Regions from separate parts of the Homo sapiens genome. Here region 1 is linked to region 2. The links are chromatin loops, found by intact Hi-C in ENCODE. Cell type or tissue: dorsolateral prefrontal cortex. All regions are shown on one strand. Links, peaks and the distances in the headings refer to the core of each region. The heading gives the core; the rest is flanking DNA.

The links. Hi-C counts contacts between places; a loop is a spot of excess contacts. Peaks named below come from ENCODE experiments on the same cell type or tissue, not always from the same donor. Only the 100,000 strongest peaks of a DNase experiment are listed, where the experiment ranks them.
Region 1: it touches region 2 in a loop (2.6-fold over the local background); 14 of 110 quality-filtered maps call a loop at or near these places.

What each region holds. Positions count from the first base shown.
Region 1 is chr18:48,915,925-48,924,940 of GRCh38, forward strand. SMAD7 (SMAD family member 7) reads right to left here. Exons shown (of 4, transcript NM_005904.4): 4 at 3,929-5,986. The coding sequence ends at 5,448. Among named protein-coding and RNA genes, the nearest start is that of SMAD7, 31 kb to the right of the region's middle. RefSeq lists an enhancer at 7,115-8,046. In dorsolateral prefrontal cortex, for the core only: no CTCF peak of the experiment used is centred there; DNase peaks (open chromatin) are centred at 5,542 and 6,972; H3K4me3 peaks cover 1,904 bases; H3K27ac peaks cover 5,455 bases.
Region 2 is chr18:48,854,614-48,863,629 of GRCh38, forward strand. CTIF (cap binding complex dependent translation initiation factor) reads left to right here. Exons shown (of 12, transcript NM_014772.3): 11 at 2,975-3,028; 12 at 4,731-8,604. The coding sequence ends at 4,946. Among named protein-coding and RNA genes, the nearest start is that of CTIF-AS1, 17 kb to the left of the region's middle. RefSeq lists enhancers at 3,093-3,594, 7,755-8,306. In dorsolateral prefrontal cortex, for the core only: a CTCF peak has its summit at 4,887; DNase peaks (open chromatin) are centred at 4,968, 5,398, 7,703 and 8,264; H3K4me3 peaks cover 1,578 bases; H3K27ac peaks cover 6,457 bases.

The sequences.
Region 1 (9,016 bases), core at 599-8,598, 62 kb after region 2:
GGCACAGGCAGCATGACCCTTGGTATGCACTGACAAGTACAAATGGCAGGTGTTGTTTCTGTTGCTCAGCAGTCAGATCAGCTTGGTCCTTCCAAACCAGAACTTGTTTTAGAAAAAACATATACCCAACTCCTTGAGCCAGGCCTGCCCAGAGAGATTAGATAACACAGAAGTGATGAAATCTGATGCTATCGCTTAACAGCTGGGAGACTGTGGGCAATTCTTTGAACCTATTTATCTGTAGAATGGGAGTGATGATCATGGTATCCACTCGCAGAGTGGCTGTGAGGATCATATGGGACAATCCCAGTGTAAAGTGCTTAGAACACTGCCTAGCACAGAGTCAGGACATACTCAGTGTTGCCTCTTGATGATGAAGATGATGACAATTATTCCCAGCCCAAGCTAAGCCCACAAATATGCCTCGTTCATGAGACAAGTCCTGTCTGAGTACCACACCAGGAATTGTCAGGGCAGTGAATCCTAACTGAGACTCCAGTTGAGACCCCAGGGTGCCAAGAGCTTATAGTTCAGCAGAAGAGAGAATCTTACACTATTGAACATTCTTCAGGACAAATTTTTTTTTTTTTTTGAGACAAAGTTTCACTCTTGTCGCCCAGGCTGGAGTGCAATTGCGTAATCTTGGCTCACCACAACCTCCGCCTCCCGGGTTCAAGTGATTCTCCTGCCTCAGCCTCCCAAGTAGCTGGGATTACAGACGCCGACCACCATGCCAGGCTAATTTTGTATTTTTAGTAGACACGGGGGTTTCACCGTGTTGGCCAGGATGGTCTCGAACTCCTGACCTCAGGTGATCCGCCCGCCTCAGCCACCCAAAGTGCTGGGATTACAGACGTGAGCCACCGCGCCCGCCCAGACAGAAATTTTTTAAAGGGAGGAGGCTTCTTGGAGGAAGTGTTGCCTGCATCACATCCCAAAGGATAAGGAGGAGATAGCTAATTGAAGTGGCTGCAAAGCACTTGCTGCAGAAGCGCATGAGCACGGCGGGCCTGCAGCACAGTGCATCCCCCTGCATGCCTGGAACAAAAGGTTTCTGTGCGTGGAGGGCTGGGGACTCAGGGGAGAGGTTGGCAGAGGTGGATGCTGAAGGGCTACTTTCACCAGAGGTAAGGGAGACCCAGGGAAAACTTACAGGCCCTGAAATAAGTCATGCTAGTGGGGGTAGAGAAAACAGAACTCTGAGAGAGATATTTGCATTTTATAATTATTGATCGGGTGAAACAGGATGGAGGGAATTTGTTTTTTTTCATTATGGGGGACAGGGGCAAGGATGGGGAATCCAGGTTTCTGGTTGGGACAGCTGAGGCATCTACAGGTCTGAGGGAGACAGAACCACCAGAGTGATGCTGTCATCCAGGGAGAGGGTGTAGCCTGAGCAGAGCCTGAGATCGAATTATATAAGATACCCTGAAATTTAAGGGGCAAACTGAAAGGAAGGAGTACCAAGAGGCAGGAAAACTTCCTTCCAATGGGGTACCTTCTCCCCCTACTCTGCTAATCTCAATGCCATCTGAGCTGAAAGTCCCACCTCCTCTGCAAGCACCTGTGGCCCCAAGACCAGGCCTCCTCCTGGGTCCTCGCCTTTTCTTCTGCCTGCTCTGTTGCTGATCATCTCAGGTGTGGCGTCTTGTCCCCCAGCATCACTCACAGGCACCGTCCAGGTCCACGTTACCTCCGTGCCCGCTGCGGCACATTGAAGGTGCTCAGGAGATGACTGTGGGTGACGGGCTTGCCGGCAAAAAGAGGGAAGTGTCAGAAACCAGCAAATGCCAGACTCCTCCTAAGCACTCCTCTTTCCCCACCACCCGGAATCAGCCATGCTGCCAGAACCCACACACCTCCACCCCTGTTCCAGCCTCTCCTTCCTCCAGAAGCCACAGCTTCTGCCTCCCAAATCCAGAGGCCTTGCGCAAGTGGTCAGGAGGAAACGTGGCGGACCACCCTCCCACCTTCTCTCCATTTCAGGGAGTTGTGGGACTGGAGCCACACAGGATCCTACCAAATAAACATCTCAACAGGGCGTGGACCAAGCAGGAAGAACCACTCAGCCCGGAGTCAGATCCTGATCTCCCTAACCACTTACTATCTCACTGTGTGACCTTGAGCCAGTCATTTCACCTCTCAAAGCCTCCATTTTTGCAGCGTGTCCTAATGAAGATGAAATGAGAATTCCCTCAAACGCCTGAACATTATGCCTGGCACCTAGTGAAGCATTCAGTAAATGGTAGCTACAATTATTAAAGAGCTTCCGGGCATGCCGACGCAATTTAGAGCAAACTAAAATAACTTTGACAGCCCCCAGTGAAACACCTTCCCTCCCTGCCCCTCCTCCGCCGCTACCACCCTAGAGTTAATTAGAACCCTCCTTGGGTGTTTTCTAGAGATGAGATTTTGCACTTATTCTGGGTTACAGAACTACGATGTAAGCAAGTTTCAGTTCAATGATAAAAAGCAAAAAGCGACCAGGCGTGGTGGCTCACACCTGTAATCCCAACACTTTGGGAAAGGCCGAGGCGGGTGGATCACCTAAGGTCAGGAGTTCAAGACCAGCCTGGCCAACGTGATGAAACCCCATCTCTGTTAAAAATACAAAAAATTAGCCGGGTGTGGTAGTGTGTTCCTGTAATCCCAGTTACTCAGGAGGCTGAGGCAGCAAAATTGCCTGAACCCGGGAGGCAGAGGCTGCAGTGAGCCGAGATCACTGCACTCTAGCCTGGGCGACAAAGCGAGATTCCATCTCAAAAAAAACAAAAAAAAGCAAAAGCTACTTTTAGAGGTAGTAAGCTCCCTATCACATGTAAACAAGTTGGCCAGGATGACCACTTGGCATTAATGCCCTGGAGCATAAATCAGCAATCAACATGTATTAATATTTCTTGCTAACCAATTGTACTGTCATTCCCTTTAATGAAGTGGTGGCGCCAGTAGGCTGTAGCGCTTTTGGTCATTTTTTGGCAAAATAGAAAGTTGGCTGTCCTACATTGGCCTTCCAAAAAGCTTTCATGAAATTGTACAGGCTTATGATATTCAAATCTTAACCCCCACTTCAAAAGGACCCCCTTCCTGGATATAAGGTTCAAAACCCCTTACATAGACACCTGCACAGCCGTTTGTTTGGTACCCAATTTAGACCATCTCTTGTGCAAGATTTCCCAAATCTAAAACATGGCTCAGATCACGGTTCAGCAGCGAACCAAGGCAGGCTGATGCAAAGACAGCACTGAAGAGGCATTTTGACTGCAAGTGCCACCAGAGCTAGGCTGGGGAAGGGGACTAGTGAACTGTCACTTAAGTCCCAGCAGACAAGGGACGATATTGCAGAGTGGAACTTGTACTCTGTGACTTCTGTGGCCCAGGACAGTATTTGGGAGGGCGCCAGGAGGTGGCCTAGTCCCTCTGAACACCACTGACATTCAACCCCCACCTTCATCACCCTTCCAGGGTCTCAGCCCCCAGGAAACTTCTCCTGGAATCCAGTCTAGCAGGGGTACAGTAGGCTTAGGATTTAATACCAAGTGAGGAGTTGGCAAGAACCAGATGGACCCAGGTTCTTGGGGCTAAACTTCTCCATCCATCCATCCTCTAATCCTGTCTCCTTCCCATTACCCTAGATGTAATTCCCTGTCCTCAATTCTACAAGCTTTGAATTATCACCCACAGAGCTCCTGTAGGTTGTCTCCCATTACAAATTCAAGACACAAGAAGGAGGGATGTCTGGGTGGCTGCAGGTCTTTCCAGCACTCTTGAAGACCAGGGCTGTTCTAGATGTCTCTTTTGTGGCCCACGTCTCCCATCCTCCAAGCACTGGGCTGGGAAGACGCCAACTCAACTGAATTTGGATGAATACTCACTCCTCCCCACTCCCTCCAAGCAGCAGAAGAAAAAGGAGTTGGAGGACAACATGAAATCAAGTGTACATTTTAAAAATCGTTTAATGGAACATAAACTCCTTTAGAAAAACATTCAGCTAGGTGATAACACCCATAGAAAAAAACACCAATCTTGTGTTTATCTTTTTTAATTTGGCATTTGTTATTTGCATTTATATTAAAGCAAAGTGCATCTTTTCTTTATTTTTCTTGTTTATACACATTGCACAATACATAAATAATGATGCTTATAAAACGTCTTTATATTTACAAGTAATAATATATTTATATATAACATAAAATACATTTTTTTCTTTAATAAATCTCAGGTTTTTTTTCAGGAGTCCTTTCTCTCTCAAAGCACTACAATGCTAAATTTCCAATGAGAATGCTTCTCTTGTTCATTTAAACCTTTGTAGTTAGAAAAATAGCTTATGTTAAAGTCTAAACATGCTCATTGAGCTAAGAACAGTGTCGAAGTATCATACGAGTGTATGAGTTGTAGAAGAAATGAAAGAAGAGTTAGGTGTCAGCCTAGGATGGTACCTTGGGTTATGACGGACCAAATCCTTCTTGGAGGGAAGGGGACTGCTAAGCATGTCCCTCCCAGGGACATCCCCGCTTGCTGGCCTAATAGCAGAGCTTAACACACAGGATGGGAGCAGGCAGTGCTGAGCTGGTTTTCTAAGTCCGGGAAAAACCTGATGTCACCAGGGCAGGCAGGGGAGAGGCTGAGGGGAGAGGGCACTGGGTGAGCAATACTGTGAGGGGGCTGCCCCGGCAGCCCTTGGGAAGCCCATCTCAGGGAGATCCAGGAGCAGATGGCCAAAAAAGAAAGACGCTACAATGGCAGGGGCTGGCAGGAAGGGAATAAGACAAGGATGAAAATAATTGGTTCTGGTTCGGCCACTAGCAGGCTCGCTGCTCAGAAGCCTGTGGACAGGCCCGTGTCCTTGATGAGGGAGAGGAGGGGCAGGGGCTTTCCCAGGCTGGGGACAGAGCCGTGCTCCTGGCAGCTGCTGGGACCCCAGCCGCCAGCTTGCCCAGGTACTGCCTCTGCCCCACTGAGCGTGTCCAAGGGGCAGGAGAGACACCGCTTGGGACTGCAAACCTCTCTGCTGGGGACATCCATAAGAGACACAAAACAAAGAGCACGTTGTCTCCCCATCTGCCGCTCCTGCACACGCGTGCACACACAGCCGCACACTCACACTCACACACACTCCTGACAAGTGAAATGATGACCGCCCCCCTTCATACACTGTGTTTGGTGGTGCTTGGATTTCTGCTTCCCCTCTTCCTATCAGGGTGTCCTGCCGATCATACCTGCCCCTTCTTCCAAAAAAACCCCCAACAATTCTTTTCATAAGCTATTTCTCAAAGAGCGAAACAAAACAGAACACAAACGAGGACGAGAAGAAGAAAACCAACCAACAAACAAAAAAAAAACGACCAAAGAGTTTGCATGAAAAGCAAGCACTCAGGAGGAAAATATTAGCAGCAAAGTAGTTTGAAGTGTGGCCTGCTCAGCTCACGCTCTGTCCCCTCCGCACGCGGCTACCGGCTGTTGAAGATGACCTCTAGCCAGCACGGGCAGCTGCTGATGAACTGGCGGGTGTAGCACTGGCCCCAGCCCTTCACAAAGCTGATCTGCACGGTAAAGCCCGTCCACGGCTGCTGCATAAACTCGTGGTCATTGGGCCGCTGCAGGCTGTACGCCTTCTCGTAGTCGAAAGCCTTGATGGAGAAACCGGGGAACACCTTGTGTACCAACAGCGTCCTGGAGTCCGGGTTGTCCAGTGTGGCGGACTTGATGAAGATGGGGTAACTGCTGCGGTTGTACACCCACACACCATCCACCTCCCGCGTCAGCTGGATGCCGCAGCCGATTTTGCTCCGCACCTTCTGCACCAGCTGACTCTTGTTGTCCGAATTGAGCTGTCCGAGGCAAAAGCCATTCCCCTGAGGTAGATCATAGAAGATATCCAGAGAGGGCTCCTGGACACAGTAGAGCCTCCCCACTCTCGTCTTCTCCTCCCAGTATGCCACCACGCACCAGTGTGACCGATCCCCAGGCTCCAGAAGAAGTTGGGAATCTAGAAAACACATTGGCAGAGAGGGTTAGTGGGGACAGGCATTGGTGACTCCTAGAATGAAGACACCCGCCCCCCCACTGCACCCAGTCACCAGCTCATCTCTCAGGACGAGACAGAAAGAAGGAGGCGGTGAGGCTAGTCCTGGACTTGCCCAGGCTCTTACAGCCCTTTGACCAGGACCCTGCCTTTCTTTAAGCATAGGAAGCGCTGGGTGCTGCTTCTCTCCAGGCCCCTGCCCATCAGGAGTCCAGTACACCAGCATCTGTGCCCACCTGGCCAACAAAGCCTCTTCTCTGCAGAGCACAGATGCAAAGGGACCCTTAATAGCTTGGGTAGTCTGCTTTTAGGGCCTCAAAAAGCCTCAGCAACGTCCTGGAGTTACAGATCTTTCAACTGGATGGAACCTTGAAGGCCAGCTCCTCCAGCCCCTTGTCATCCTGATGAGAAAACCAGGACCCAGAAAGCCTGCTGCTGGAGTACCAGGGGATGACACAGCCAGAGCTAGAACCCAGGTGTCTAGACTCTGGGACCACCTATGCGATGGTCTCTGGGTGCCTGTCACCCAGCTCTCAAATCAGTGCCGTGGTCATGAGGAACCTATCTGGTAAAAATAAAAATGAGGGTGGCTTGGGACAAAAACATCTATATTCCTAATAGGAAAACAGTCTCAGTGTGTCAGCAGCAGCCCTGTACACAAAGGGTGAATTCATGTCAAAATGCCAAATCACAACATGCAGACCGGTATTAACCCGGGCTACCTTAACAAAGCTTCCTCCAGCCCAGACAGAAGATTATGTGTCTCAAATAGATGCGTCCCCCTTCTCCCCTTCTCTGCCGGCACCCCCATCCCCAGGGGTGCCCCCTCTCTCCCCTCCTTCCACAGAAGCATCTGGAGCCTGCAGGGCGCCCTGCTCCGCCCTCATCCCTCCCCTGCAGGCCCCGCCCCGCTTCCCTACACAGTCTTCCCACAGGCAGCCTGGGGGCCGGGGTGATTCTGGTAAGGTAATTTTCCTCAACAGGCACTTGGAGGACTTTAAAAGGGGGGTCACACGGAGGGAAAGGGAGCCCCGGCGGCGGGCATTCTGACTCCTCCTTAAGTAGGAGCCAGCGGGCAGGCCTCAGACTTGGGACCATAAATCTCCCCAGCCCAGCCAGACTGCAGGAACGCTGTGGTTTGTGGCAGCAGGGTGGAGACCGGAAGTCTTGTATTTGTTAACAAAAATGGGGACAGCAGAGGGGGAAAAGCAGAGGGGAAGGGCCCCACGTCGGTCAGGGCCTTGCCCTCGCTCCCTGCAGCCCCAGCTCCTCCTCTTGGGGACCTGGGGGGCACAAAGCAGGGGTTGAGTGTGAGATGTGTTTTGGTGTGGCCTTTGTGTTTCTGGAGTAACTGGGTTCAGAGTCAATGATGATGGGTTGCACCCTGCAGGGGGTCCATGGCGGAAGATGGGGCCGCATCCTGCTGCCCCAGCAGGCTGGGTAACTGGGGCAGCCCAGGACACTAACTGGCTCCAACTTTTACAGGCGTGTTAGGACCTGGGAACCCACTGGCTCCACTCAGTTGTTGTTGTTGTTGTTGTTGTTTTAAGTAGCAGCCAGTGTTGGATGGAGGTGCCCGTCAGTAAGGCCATACAAATGTGCACACTGCGGCCTGCTGGGGCAGCCACAGACACACACACCCAGAGCAGCGGTTCCCTACAGACACCCCAAGCTGGCCTTCCCAAATGCCTGCCCCAAAAGCTCCACAAAAAGGGGACACTGAGGTCTCATTCCTTTCCCTCAACCCCCAACCCCCACTAAAAATCAACACCAGAAAACTGGCCGGTCACCACCCCCCATGTAGCTTGGAAGTCCAGTGCTTGTGCATGTGCGTGTGCAAGACTGTGTCCATGATGTCAGTGTGTACGAGTGTGTGTTATGTGTGTTTCTGTGTGCACATACGTACTGGAACATATGGAAAACAAGACAGGGACAGGGAGAAGGTGACTCATCAGGCATTCACTTGTTTCTGCAAAGTATCCATCAACTGCTAATAAACTTGTGAGCGCTGGCAATCTTTGAACTTTCTTGCTGAGGGAACTCAGCTCTGAAGGCTACACCAAAGACCTGAACGCCCAGGGAAGGAAGGACACATTGGCATCAAGTGTGAAGCGGGGGAGAAAGCCCTCTTCCGGGAGGCACAGCACATCCACCCTTTTGGTGTGGAGGAGGGTGTTCTGAAACACAAGAAGCTTTTGCTTATTTTCCCAATTCGGGACAACAAACCTGGCCTGGAAAGGAAGACTCGAGGAGCTGCTGGGAAGGAGGCGGGAGGGAGGGTGGGTGGGAGACCCTCAGCAGAGCCTCACAATGCTTTGTTTCATGCAGCCAGGACCCACTGAAACCTGGCACCGGCCAACAGGAGGAGGAGGAGGAGGAGCAAGGGAGTGAGTGGAGTATGGACCTGAGATCGAGGTGCCCCCATGCCAGGCCTGTCAGCCACCTAGGCAAGGGGTGGAAGCCTTGTCTGCCAAGGGTGGGGGCCTCTGGGGGCAGAGGAAGCTGGGTGGGGACTGGAGCCTGAGATCTGTAGCAGGACGGGGAAGTGTCAGGTGGGTTTCTGTTTCATCTGTGCAGCCCGCCAGCAATGTGCTGCCAGACACCCCCTGGAAAAAGCATTTTTCTGCTGAGGTTAATGGCCCAGCCCAGAAAAACTGCAATGCATGGATGTCGTGAATGCTGCTGTGTGTGAACAAGGGCCCTGAAGTCCATTTGGTGCCCTAACCCACCGCAGGGAGACTCCTGCCTGCTCCTCCCTCGCTGTCCCCTCCAGCTCCCCCACCAGCAGCCTCTGTCCTCCCGTTAGGACAGCTCCAGTCTCCTCCTGCCGGGACTATCTCTAAGCACACACAAAAAACAAGCTTTCCAGCAAAACCATTCGGCAACAGCAAAGGCCCCTCGAACACACACCCTTGTGTGGACATCACACCTTCTGGGGACCCCGCACGACATCCCCCATTGCCACTACAGAGATTCCCCTTTGCCCTGAATTCC
Region 2 (9,016 bases), core at 319-8,318:
AATGGTCCCCTTAAGACATAAACCAGGCCAAGCATGGTGGCTCACACCTATAATCTCAGTGCTTTGGGAGGCCAAGGCAGGAGGATCACTTGAGGCCAGGAGTTCAAGATCAGCCTGGGCAACATAGAGAGACCCTGTCTCTACAAAAAATAAAAAAAAATTAGCAGGGCATGATGGCCTGCACCTGTGGTCCCATCTACGCAGGAGGCTGAGGACAGAGGATTGCTCGAGCCTAAGAGTTTGAGGTTACAGTGAGCTGTGATCAAGATGTATACAATGTGGAGTGATTCAACCACACTCATTGACATATTCATCACCTCACAAGTGCTGCTTTGCATCACAGTGCTTACCGCCATCTGATAGAGATGTTTATTGGTTTGTTTTCTGCATTTCCACCGCCCCGGAGCTGCATTTCCACCGCCCTGGAGCAGGGCCTGGTCTGTCTTGTTCTCTGCAGTGAACTGTGCTGGCCTGGCGCAGGCGCTCGGCAGGTACTTGTGACTTTGTCTCTTTTGTTTTGGTAGATCTGTGCTGCTTTCGAAGTGCCACCTCGGCATCTCTCTACAGTGTGATCAAGGAGACCTGGCATCTGGAACAGGACTGTGTTGAGATCAGAGAGACCCAGTCTGTAGTCTGATTGATCTCTACTGACTTTGAGGTTATGGAAGTTGTAGGAAGGTTGTTGTTATGGTTTATACAGCATGTAGTATATTTTCATTCATTCCACATTCCACTCAATATTTGAGTACCTACTAGACATAGTTCAAGGATTTCTGTACATGAAATGTGCCAAAATGCTTCTCCATAAAAGCAGTGAATCACCTTTGCATGAATTGAGTTAGATGTTGGTTACTGGGCTCCCTTGAGTTGTGGGTTAGGAGTTAACTGTGGCCTGACCTGGATCCCTGTGACTAGGTGATGCTCTCGAGTTTGCCAGCAACAGAACCGTCTCTGCGTCCAACATCTCCTAAGCGGGACAGTAGCGTGGGCTGTGGCATGCTAGGAAGATCACTCTGGCCAGTTGTGTACAAGATAAATTGCAGGGGAAGGAAGTGGGGACCAGGATGACGCATCAGGACGCGGGACAGTCCTCCATGAGGGAAGCAACAAAACCTCACCTTTGAGTAAGGCCAGGGACCTGGAAAAGTGGGACTAAAATGTCTCCAGGACGTTTTACCAGGAAAACTACCAGAACCTGGTACCTTCTTGGTTATGGATGGTAAGGGGAGAGCAAAATGACTGAGGTTTTGAGCTGGAGGTGACATGGAGCTGCTTTGAGGCAAAGATGATAAAGCCATAGTGTCATCCAGAAAGTGAAGCCCAATGAGTGTGGGAAGGTTCGTGCAGACGAGCTAGATGTGGGGTCCCTGAGAGTCGTGATGATCGACATGGCAGGAGGGGACGGCATTGAGAAGAGCAGAAGCTTGACAATAACTATTTGGGGAGGAAAATATTGGAGGAATGCCTGTTTTAGGAACTGAGAGAAAAAGCATTAGCCAGCAAAGAGGGCTGTGGTAGGAGTGGTCCGTGGGGCTTGGTGAGCTTCTCGGAAGCCACGCCCAGAGAGGGTTTCAGGCACTCGGTGTCAGCACACCAGTGCTGCTGGGGCTTCAAGAGAGAGTGAATCAGAAAACTGGGACATAGCAAGCATTGGTGAGGCTGTAGAGAAACCAGAACCCTCATGCATTGCTAGTGAGAGTGTAAAATGATGGAGCCATTGTGGGAAAACAGTCTTGCAGCTACTCAAAAAGCTGAACATAGAGTTACCACATGACCCAGAAATTCTAATCCTATGTAATATCCAGGAGAATTGAAAACATGCATCCAGGAAAAGCCTGGTACACGAAGGTTCATAGCAGCACTATTCCTAATAGCTAAAAGGTGGAAACAACGCAAAAGTCCATTAACAGATGAATGGATAAACAAAATGTGACATATCCTTACAATGGAATATTAGTCAGCCACAGAAAGGAATGAGATACTGGTATATGCTACAACATGAATGAACCCTGAAAACATTAAGTGAAAGAAGTCAATCACAAAAGGCCACATATTGTGTGATTCTATTTCTATAAAATGTCCAGCACGGGCAACTCCATAGAGACATAGAATCGGGGGGAGTTGCCAGAGGCTGGAGTGAGGAGGAACAGGGAATGGCTGCTAGTGGGTATGGGTTTGTATGGGGAGTGATGAAAATGTTCAGAACTTAAATAGTGGTGATGGTTGCACAATTCTGGGGATATCCTAAAAAGCACTGCATTATATACTTTAAAATGGTGGATTTTGTGTTATGTGAATGGTATCTCAATTTAAAAGAGACAGAGAGATTGAGAGAATGAGCCAGGCAAGTCGGGGGAAGCATGGACTGTAGCACGGCAGGACTGAGCGCTGAGCAGCCCAGCCATGGCCCTAGTTAGGAAACAGTTCCAGCCCCTGAGTAAGTCCACAGGTTTGTGGGTTTGAAAGTCTACAGCACTGGGCCAGTGGAGAAGAGGGCTTTGACTCCTGGACTTCCTCCTGTGGCCAGGGCCCAGGGGTGCCTGAGTCAATGGCTGAACCTCCTCACCCATAGAGGAGTTACCAATTATACGTCTCTAAGCTAATTTCATTTCCCTGAGGACTTCTGCTGACCAGTTGTTAACACTGGATGATCCCAGCGCACTCACTGCTGCAGGCTTTCTCTTCAGTGGCCTCTTGAATCACGGTGTTCAGACCTGGCCCAGGGGCTCCACATCGCACCATCACACTGACCTCCAGCTGCTCTAACCCTGTCGGAGAAATCACGGCCACCCGGCGCAACTGACTTTCTGCTCTCTGACTTTTGTGGGCTCTCACTCTAGCCTGAACCTTGGAGATGTTTGTTACAGGCCGCATCAGGGCTGGGGCTGCAGGTCGGCGGGGGCTGCAGGGAGCTACAGGGCCCAGTAGCCGGCATGTCTCCTTCAGTGGTGCTCTCTGCCCCTCTCTTCCACAGCTCTTGCAATCTCAGGATGTGAAGGAAGATGCTGTCCTTTGCTGCTCTATGGAGGTAAGCTTTGGGGCTTCGACATCCCCAACCTCAAAGCCGGTGCATCTCTCATGCCTTAACAGTTCTAGGGGCACGAGGGTTGTTGGAGGCATTTACAAGTCCAGGGGAAGGTAGGTGGATGGCTTCAGGAGTGGGCATGGACTTCTGCATCCAGAATTATCCACCCCAAGCCAGAGTGAACACTGATGGTGAGAGCAGCTCACCCCTGACTGAAGGGAGAGAGAAGTGATTCCCAGTGGCATTGCCTACTTCCCTGTCCCCCAAAGACCCCCTGCGCCCCAGCTCAGGCATGCCACACAAATGACTTAAGAAGTTCCTGATTACCTCTGCCCTCAAATATTTCCCTTTGCTTTGCTAATGCTTGGCAATGCAGTGCTGGCACAGCCCACCCGAAAGCACACCTCTTGGGAGGTGCCACTCCTGTCCCTAAGCTGTGGCCCCTGCTAATGGAGACTCTTCCTCTGGGCTCTCCCTTTAGCGCCTGGCTTTGGCCCAGTCCCTGGGCAGATCTCTGCCCTCTGCAGATGGTCCAGAGTCACTCAGAGTGGGATGCAGGCAGGAGAGGGGCTTCCAGACGAGGACCTGGGCCTGGCAGCTGTCATAAGCATACTCAGGTGGCTTCCGCCTGGCTGCAAAGGCCTCACTGAGGAGCTCAGAGGCCAGAAGCACTGGGAGCCAGATGGCAGTCTTGGGTCTGTGGGACTCAGTTTGTTTGTTGGCCTCCAGCTGGGCACCCTACAGGGGGCTTGGGATTAGGGGGGAATTAGGGAGAAGGAGAAAGCCTGGTCCTTGCCCTCAGGCAGCTTCCAGTCTGGTTAGGAATAGCTCTCAGAGAGTAGATAGAATAAGTGTAAGTACAGAGACATCCCTGAAGAGTCAGGGGAGAGAGGTCAGGAAGGGCTCAGGGGTTCAAGGGAGGCTTTGTGAAGAAGGCAGAGACTAGAAAAATGAATGGGACAAGGCTGGGGACCGAGACGGGGACTGAGATTCTATAGAGAGGGCCTGGGGGGCACTGGCCAGGGGTGTGCTGGTCCAGGAATAGGGGCTCCTTCCCAGTGGGCTTTTCAAGATTATCTAGGGCTCTCCTGACGGCCTCTGGCTGGCCTTCTTCCCCAGTTTGTATTTCTCTCCCCCACTTCCTGTCACAAGCATGAGCAGAGGTCACTTCTGGGGGCTGGGAGATGGGATCAGGATCAGGAGAAAAGGAGAGCGAGAGAAACAGGAGGCATCACCCCTGCTCTCAAGTTCCAATGGACACATGTAATAATGACTAAGCTCATTGCCAGAGAGACGCCCCAGCAAGTGAAAATGACCACAGGGCCCCCTGATCACCAAGGGGCACAGATCATGGAGCCATTTGAGGGTGCGGATGTAGTCAGGGAAGGCTTCCTGGAAGAGGGAGGCTCTTGGGTAAAAGGGACAAGAGGCATGTTCCTGGTGACAGCTCTTTCAGCCCTGGGCAGTAGGCAATATTCGGATCCCTCTGGATCCTGCTGGCAGATTGGTTGGTAAATGTGAGCTCTCACTCTTGGCTACTCCACCTTCCACTCTCCCTGTCCTCATTCCAGCTGTGGCACAGGGGTCTGGGCCTGTGTGTCCTTAAGACAACCCAGCTATTTCCTATCCCTGCCCACCTAATCAGGGTGGCCAGTGGGCCACTGTGGGACCCGAGGCCATCCTAACCCCACATCTCTGTCTGCAGCTGCAGAGTACAGGCCGGCTGCTGGAGGAACAGCTGCCTGAGATGATGACAGAGCTCCTGGCCAGCGCACGGGACAAGATGCTGTGCCCCTCGGAGTCCATGCTGACCCGGTCGCTGCTCCTAGAGGTCATCGAGCTCCACGCTAACAGCTGGAACCCTCTGACGCCCCCCATCACGCAGTACTACAACAGAACCATCCAGAAACTGACAGCCTGACAGCCAGGGGGCCTGGCAGGCGGCCCACGGGCAGCTGGGGCCCTGGTGCACAGGGCCAGATGGACAGGCGGGAGGACAGGGGTGGCCCTGGCGGGAGAAAGAAATGGGGAGGAGGGCAGGCAGAGTCGGTGGCCAGTCTGGAGCCAGACGGGGAAGGGAGCAAATCCCTGAGAGGAGTGCCCCCGCACAAGCCCCCCAGCCCGAGCATGCAAGCTCACACCAATAAGGGAAGCATGTTTCTTTTTCCTGGTGGCCCTGGCCCTCCCCTTCCTCACTCCCGCCTCTCCCCTCCCCATCAGACCCATCCCCCACGGAGCTTTGTGTGAGGGATCTCATCGCTGTGACTCCTCGGAGACCTTGGCAGCCTCGCACGCCGGGGCACCGCTTGGGTCAGAAAGGACCTCGGAAGGCTGAAAAAGTGGGTCGGAGACGGGCTCGCATTGTTCCCGCATGCTGTCAGCCGCAGTCGCCAACTGGCAGCAGGCGACGTGTAGCAGATGTCCGGGAGGACAAAGGCAGGCACGGTCCCCACCAGCCGCCCGTAATTGACGGCCTTTGTCAGCCATGGCAGAGCTGACGCTCCACCTCCCACCTCCAAGTCCTCCTCACTGCAGCCCCCACAGCCTCAGGCCTAGGGGGTCAGGCGCAGCGGGGGAGATGGAGTTTGCAGTTCCACTTGCACTCTTTTGTTTATTGTGTTTTATTTTTCAAAAGTCGGTTGCTTTGAAGTCTCTTTGGCCAATGAAAATGCCCGTGATGTGATCACACAGTCAGCACTGTTGAGGACCCCCGGATTAGTGGGAGATCAAACCCAGCTCCCCTCTAGAAGAAGGATTCGAGCCACAGACAGCTTGCCAGTAGCCAATTAGGGTAATTGGAAACTTCTGCCCCGGCGGGGGGTCCCCGCTGGAATCCTGTGTTCCTCGCCACTGGCTTCCAGCGCCTCTGTTTTCTCAAAGGGCTGATACTGTCACCACTGGGACCAAGTTAAACCTGGTCCTGGCCCCAGGGGCCTTGTGGCAAACAGGGCACAGAACGAGACTGGCAAATTAAAACCAAAATTCTAGATGGTGTCTTGCGCTCCACACGCAGGTCTTACTGGGGAAAAGGATGGGAGTGGGGGCTCCCCAGGACTCGATTTTAGCTAATGCGCTGTGTCACTGCCCCAGCTCGGACGTAGAAGCCCAGCCCTCCGTGAGCTCTTGGGAAAGGGGTGAATTCACTGGGTCATGGAAGGGACAGTCAGGTGACCAGCGGGGTCGCCAGATGAAGCTTCCCAGCCGGGAAACAAGACGGGGTTTCTTGGCAGGCCCTGGTCCTGGGGAGCAGGCCCTGTTGTTGGCTGGAGAGGAAGGTGTGGGGTGGAACAGGTGTCCACATAGCTCCATCTCTGGGGGCTGGAGCACACACTTTGATGAGCCCCCCCGGAAATGATGTCAGAGCCTAGCCGCTTCCTTATTTGCTCTTTTATTGAGGCCGGGCAGGCCCTGGGTCACTTTGGAGGCCCCTCTTGGTCCACACTGGACTGGCCGGGAGGTGATGGGCGGGGAAGGTTCTCGTGATTGATTGATTCTGAGTCTGAGAGTGGCGAGTGGGGAGAGGCTTCCCCAGTTCTCTCCAGCTTTCCCTGCAGCTGCAACCTGCCCTCTGGTCCCAGGTGTGGAGCCTTTGCCTGTCTCTAAAAAGAGCCTGTTGGCGACAAGGTGTAGGGGGCACAAGTTTACCTGAAACAGGTCAGTGGTCTCTCCCAAGAAGCGCACGCCACCTCTGGTCCCTGGCCCTGAACCCTGCCTTCTTCCTCCCTCCACGGTTTCTTCCCAGACTTTCTCAAGCTCCTCCTCACTGCCCTTCCTCCCCAGCCCAGCCTGGGAACACAGATGCCCCGCGGGTAGGAGGCCTCGAGGGAGGAGCCGGGCTGATGCGGGGCTGCTCAGGGCAGGCCCCAGGGCGAGCTTGCCATCGTGGCCAGGCAGCCTCCACCTGTGCTTCAGTGGCCCCTGCCCCCCTGAAGCATGTGGGGTTTGTCCGCTAGGAGGAGGCAAGGCCCCCGAAGAGAGGAGAGACCTGGGAGTGGGAGCTCAGGTCAGGGAGGAGGCAGGGGAGTGGGGTCTCCCAGACCCAACGGTGAGCTCAGAGCAAGCTTCACGCAGGACGCTCCGAAACACTGTGTGGAGGGGGCTGTGTTGTGGGCACCTTGGGGCCTGATTCTCCTTCCTCCGAACGGGCTCCTTGATGGCCTGGCCACAGGGGCAGCTCCCCATTGGCTGTTAGGACCAGAGTGTGAAGAAGAAGTGAAATATAAATATGTATACATATATAAATATATTTTTAATTACATGTCGTGTCACGGTGGCTCCAGACATACTGTTTGCCTAGTTTATTCCACTGCTTGAAAGCGCTTCCTAGCCAATCTGAACAACAACACTTTAAGCTGTTTTTCTAAATGCAGGTTGCTGCTCCTTTTTCAGATATGGAAGGAAAACGTTAAGACTATTTTTTTTTTAAAGAAACAACAGTCAAGCCTAAAATTTGAGACCCCGAGGCAGCTTCCCGAGGGAGACTGCTCAGACAGGAACTGCAGGACAGAAGTGGATGCCCCACAGACCCTGGCCCCCTCCCCAAGTCCATCCCCTCTCTGTGGCATGAGGAAGGCCGCGTCCGAGTTGACCTCTGAATGTATGTGATGAGAGGCAGAGCTGGATATTGCATTTCTAAGGCTTGCATTGCTTTCCCCTCGCCCGCGGTTCTTGGCGCATGGAAGAGGCGGTCCAGCCATCTGATGTTGATCCTGTCTCAGTCTCCCCACTGCCTGTCAGGATGAGTTAGTCATTGTTTTTCTCCGAGGCGGCCTGCTTGCCACAGCCCTGCTCCCCAAGGCCTGGTGGCTTTGCCGAAGCTCTGGGACCGCAGCCCCAGCGAGGCCCCCAACCTCACCCAGACGAGGCCAGGAGCCCCGCCACCCTCCACGGGATGTGCACCCTCAGACCCCATTCTCTCTGTTCGTCCTTCCTTGACCAGTCTGTAAACCTTCACTGTTTGGGGATCGTCCTGTCCATCCATGTAAATGTAAATGTTGGCCGAGTCGGTATTTATTCTGATTGATTTTTATTTTATTCTATTATTTTCTCCGAGGGATGAGGGTGGGGGGTGTGGGAAGGGTACCACAGATCAGGCCGGGGCAGCTGTAGGGGCGGGGGCCCAGACAGCCAGGCCGCCACCAGAGCAGCCCCATGGGGTGCCCCAGACGCGGGCCTCCAAGAAGCCAAGTCCCAGTCTGTTTTCTGGCATCAGACACCGGCCCGTGTTCCTTGTCAGACAGACAGACTCTCAGGCCTGCCTGGGGAGTCGTGTCCCTCAGCTGCAGGGCACTGTGTTGGGAAACCATTGGCTGGGCCTTTGAGGACACAGATCAGAAGAAAGAAAGACAACTTTCCTCTGCGCGGAACACTCACACGGAAGGGCTGGCCGCCTCCCTGAGCCGGCTGGGAGTGGACGACAGGACCTACCTCCCCAGAGCAAGGGCCTGGGGCTTCCCGCCAAAGCTGCCGCGGAACCCCGCTAGTGCGACCACCCTCCCTCCGTCGGTATGTCCTGCTTTCCAGCTGAACCCAAACTACAAGTGGGTTTAAAAAAATAAACACCACCACCAAAAACAAAATGCCCAGAGTCTGTGCTCTTTGTGTGTTCAGCAAAAGAAACCTTTTCCCCAAGCTCATGTGCCTCAGCTATACTAGCAGGGCCTCCAGGAGCTGGCCCAGGAGATGAGCTGAGGGGAAGATTCTTGCAAGAAGTTGGTCCAGGAGACCATGGGTGAAGGAGACTTACTTACATCCCCCAAAACTGGGAACTAACTATGACCTATCCAAAGTGACCTGGACCTGTCCAGGATCAAGCCAGTCCTGGACAAAATGGCTTTTGCACTAAAGGTTTGGTTTAACCAACCCCCCCCAAACCTACCCCTTCCCTGGAAATGTCACTGTGGCATTTGGCAATGAGTCATTTCAAGAGGGCTGAGATTTGGGCCCAGTGGCTTTCAAAAGTCAACAGCGAGTGGCTGTCCAGTCCCAGTT